Regions from separate parts of the Homo sapiens genome. Here region 2 is linked to region 1. A link is a loop called in an ENCODE intact Hi-C map of the cell type or tissue named here. Cell type or tissue: mammary epithelial cell. All regions are shown on one strand.

Region 1 (2,500 bases):
ACTAGTACAGACAATCAATACTAACAATCAAGATAAATAGATCAATTCAAAATGTCAACAGAATATCACATAATGAATAGGATGAAATATGTCATCTGCTATGAATGGAGAGATCTATTAATAGTTTGGGAAATTTAGATGGGATGAATTATAAATTTATCTTGCCTCTTTATCGCAATGTAGATTTAATCAACATTCAGTAGAGCACTGGGTAAGAAACCTAAGGCTAAATTTTCATTCTCTGATTCGGGTTTACTCCAAGCCATGACTATTGTTATATTTTGTTTATCATGAGGGAGTTAAATATTTTTATTTTATTATTAAAACTAGTTTTGAAATTAGGCTTAATTTATCTACTGCTTGGTCTTGGGCAAATCATTTTTCACTTTCCTATGTTCATTTATATAACAAAACTATTGTTTACTTAGGGGCATACTATGAACTAAAGTCATTTTATATCACCTCCCCCCTCTATATTACAAAAGTATTTTCAATAATAATCATGAAATGAAACATTTTGGAGTTCTCTGAGTTCACTTCCCTATAAAATATAATGCTTATTAAAGGATACCCAATAAAAATGATGCTAATTTGAAGCTTATGCATATATTACTAAAACTTAATAGTTACTGCAGCAGTTATTTAGAACTTATATTAGAAATGAGCAAACTTTGACCAGCAGGTTACATTTGTCCAGCTGCTTATCATTGTAAATTTTATTTTTTTGAAATGACCATTTGCTTCTGTGTTGTCAAGGGCAGTTGGCAGATTTGGGCTACAACAGAGTTCAGTAGCTGTGAAAGAGCCCATAGACTGCAAAGTCTCAAATATTCACTACCTACCACTTTACAGAAAAAGTTTGCTGACTCCTAACTTAGACCAACAAAAGATTTTTAGAAGAATAGTATTTTTTCCCTGATGTTGTTTAGAATTATTATTATATGATTAAGATAAAAGGCAGATGGCTTTTAGTTATTTCTTTTTAAAACCCCCTACAGACAGTGCACCGTTTATTGCCTGATCATTCTAACCACCTCCATCCCAGTGTGTCTCCAATCAAACCTGTGTTGTTATCGTGTGTTTTATTGAATGAAGATCATACATGACAATCAAATAGGGCCTAATACGTAGTAAACCTCCCAAATTAGTGTGCCTTCTCTTTTGAGAGCGCAAAATGATAAATTATAAGGGGTGGTTGTCCAAAAAGTACAGGTAACAGAGGAACTCCAGACTGGGGATAAAATGTTGCATGTTACAGTGTATGTAGACTCTCAACATCCATAGAAACTCTTCTATTCCTTGAGGGCCAGGCCAGAATGTGTGCGTTCTAGGATGCCTCTACCTACCAAATAGTTTTTTGCCCTCTTGGTGGCACTGTGATGCCAATTGTCTATTGGTAAGTAACCTCTAACCTTGATCTGAGAGGAAAAGAAGGTTCTTGGTTCTTTATGCCTTTCCACTGTTCTACTTATCATATTTATTTATGATTTTTTTCCTTCTAATTTATCTCTTAATTTCTGAAGCCCAACGTGATTTTAATGTGAGTGGATAGAGTTTTTGGAGCTTAAGTTCATGGGGCATCATTAGCAGATAATGTGGGTTGAGTCCACACACCACATATGAATATAGCAAATCACTTTAAATCTGGATGATTGTGTGCATTCCTTTGATTTCTTTAACTCACAGCATTGTCAAATAGGTAGCAACCCAGCTATGATCCTAGTCTCTAATTAAGATATTTGAATGAGAAGAAACCTGTACTTTCCCCTCATGGGAAGGAAATTTGCCAGAGCTAGCTTAATGCTCAAAACTCATAATCATAAAGGTGATTGCTTAGTGTAACCTAAATTAAAACCCATATTCATTGTTACAAGATTACATGTTTTTCTTAATATTTTGCATTAAACATTTAACATACAGTTTTGAGGAATTACATTTCAAAATGTAATTTGGTATTTGTCGGGCCAGTTGGTAAACCTGAGCTTCATGTAATTTCTGACTTGTTATACTCTGGAGAGAAATTATATGATATCCACAAATATTCACCTCTCACATTCTTTTCTTGTGGGTATTGCTCTGATGCTAATGTGAAATGCTGTTTATCAGGAGCAAATGATTTGCGGATTCAGCTACTTCAAAAGCTTTGGTTTTATTTTTATGCATAGAACATAGCCTTCTCATTAATTTTTATTTCATTTACTAAATTTCAATAACCCTTTGAATATGTAATGACAGAGGTGAAAATAATGTCTTATCCTCCCTTATTCTTTCTTTCTGAATTTTTTTGTGACCCCAAACATAAGGCCTTAAAAACTGGTCATGTTTTATTCAATCACTTGTGTCTCTTTCTAGAATTTAAGGATCTCTGCATGCATGTCTCTTCCTCTCTTCTTTCAAGACTGTTGCAAATGGTTGATCAAATTTATATTGAGGTCATTAAAGGTATGATTTTATTTATTCCTCTTTTGAGTACACTCTGTTTTGGAGAATGAAAAATCTT
Region 2 (2,500 bases), 1.0 Mb after region 1:
AATTCCTAATTGCAATGGTAAAGACTTTATTAACTTCCTGAGCTATCCATGCATACTTTTTCAGTTCATGTTGGTGTTTTCCTATTGCCACACACATCAAGCTTGCTTCTCCCAAAAACAGAAATTGTAGCTGCTTGGAGAATATATTCTCATTCTAATCAGACATTTACATCTTTATTTTCTCATCTTCTGCTCCCTTCTATCCCACTACAATCTGGCTCCTGCCTCCATCTTGCTGTGTGACTCTTTCTAAGTTTATTAATGACTTCCCCATTGCTAACTTCAACAGACCTGCTTCATGCCTCAGCTGACTTAGCTCTCTGGTGCATTCAATATAGCTTACCATCTGCTTTCATGGCACTGCATTCTTGCAGTTTTCCTCTTTCCTTCTTGGCCTCCTTTGCCCACTAATTCCCTCTAAAATGTTGATAGTCCTCAAAGATGTCTCTACAATCTCTTCTCCCAGTTTCATACCCTTCACTTAACTACCATCTCTATGCCAATAACCTGCAAAGTGATGTGTCCGACTCATAGCTCTCTTCTGAGCTAAAAAACAATATGCTCAACTCTCTACTTGATTTTTCCCCTTGGTTATATCACAAGTACCTCAAAATCAACATATGTAAAACTAAATTCTTGATCTTATGCCCAAACCCATTTTTCTTCAAAGTCTTCTGTCTCTATGAATGGCATAATCAGTTTTTGCAAACCAGGTCAGAGACAGTCTTCCTCCTTCCTTACTCGTGACACCCTAAACAATGTCGAGAACCATTGATTCTTCTTTCTAAATAACTCCAGGGCAAAGCTCTCCAAATCCACTACCACCACTATAATCCAAGCCAAGATTTTCTTTTTCATGGACCACTGCAAGCTCCATCTTCCATTTTTATCCCTTTTTGATGGATTCTGCACATTATAGCCAGGGTAATCTTTTAAAACACAAACTCAATAATGTTGCTCTCCTGCTTCAAGCTTTTCAATTACTCTCAATTAGTCTTAGAATAAAATCCAAACTCTTAACCTGGCCATGCCAATAAGGCATCTGCCCTTTTTCTTCACTGTTCAGCCAAACTGACCTTTCATTTCCTCAAATCGGTCATACATCTTCCAAAGGACCATCTTCCATTTTCCACATGACCTAAGGTCCCTTGCACGTACTGTTCCCATCACACAGACTGCTCTTCCCACTCCTTTCAAATTTCAATTTAAATACAATTTCTTCTCAAATAAATACTCACTGATTCCCAAACTGTAAGCACCCCCTTCTTCCAAGCATAGAAGATCTCATTGTGCTTTTCCTTTTTAACTGTTATAACAATTATAATAAAAGGATAGATGCATGTTTCACATGCAAGAATGTCAAATCCATGAGGGCACATAAAAACGTGACAAGCACATTTCAAATAATGAGTCAGTCAGTGAATTAACGACTACAAGAATGTCAAGAACTTCCTATATGTGGGGTATGGCAACCTATGACTAACAGCCCAAATACCACATGCCTAGTGGTTTGGTGAGATCTCTCTGCATTTTCTATCAAATACAGGAGAAAAAATGTTGCTTTGTCTTCACAAGCAGGTAAGCAACAGGAGAAGATGCATGTTTTCAGTTAATTCATGCTCAAATTTAATTACTTTATCAATTAAGTGTTTTCTCCCAGCCCTCTTTATCTTCTCTCCATGACATAAGCAGCCAAGAACTCAATGAGAAAAAAGCATCCTGTTACATCAGACCCAGTCCTGGTTGGCTTAAAACAGTCTCCATCTATCCCATCTCAGCTCACCTTTATATCTCATCTACTCTACAAGTGTATACCAAAAATGTTTAAAAATCCAACTGTTGATATCAACCTTGACTCCATTCTGTTTCATCTGCTTTGACCTCCCTTATTAGTTCATTTTCATACTACTATAAAGATACTATGTGAGACTGGGTAATTTATAAAGGAAAGAGGTTTAATTCAGCCACAGTTCCGCATGTCTGGGGAGGCCTCAGGAAACTTACAATCATGGCAGAAGGTAAAGGCGAAACAAGGAAATTCTTCACATGGTGGCAGGAGAGAGAAAGAGGGGGAAATGCCACACTTTTAGACCATCGGAGCTCATGAAAACTCACTCACTGTCACAAGAACAGCATGGGGTAAACCTCCCCCATAATCCAATCACCTTCCACCAGTTTCTTCCCTCAGCACTTGGGGATTAAATTCAAGATAAGATTTGAGTGGGTACACAGCGCCAAACCATATCACCTCCTATCTCTGTTCTTACATTTTTCAGATCTCCAACTCCTGATCTGCCCTCAGTAACTCACTATCCATCTTCAGTGTCCTACTGTATCAGACCCCTTGCTCCAGTGAGTCAGGTAGCTATTTCTGTGTAGCAAATGAGTTCATATTCAAGTGGCTTACAACAAAAAAACACTTAGTATGTCTGAAGTGTCTGAAGGTTGGCTGGAGTAAATTGATTTACATTTAATTCAGCCAGAGGCAGCTGTGTTCCGC

Evidence for each region. Peaks named below come from ENCODE experiments on the same cell type or tissue, not always from the same donor. Only the 100,000 strongest peaks of a DNase experiment are listed, where the experiment ranks them.
Region 2: it touches region 1 in a loop (5-fold over the local background); 3 of 110 quality-filtered maps call a loop at or near these places.

Annotation. Positions count from the first base shown.
Region 1 is chr3:7,284,342-7,286,841 of GRCh38, forward strand. The region is part of intron 2 of GRM7 (glutamate metabotropic receptor 7); the gene reads left to right. Among named protein-coding and RNA genes, the nearest start is that of GRM7-AS1, 250 kb to the right of the region's middle. In mammary epithelial cell, a CTCF peak has its summit at 1,364 (motif pointing right); no DNase peak of the experiment used is centred here.
Region 2 is chr3:8,318,720-8,321,219 of GRCh38, forward strand. All of the region lies in intron 3 of LMCD1-AS1 (LMCD1 antisense RNA 1), which reads right to left. Among named protein-coding and RNA genes, the nearest start is that of LMCD1-AS1, 180 kb to the right of the region's middle. RefSeq lists an enhancer at 991-2,190. In mammary epithelial cell, no CTCF peak of the experiment used is centred here; a DNase peak (open chromatin) is centred at 1,442.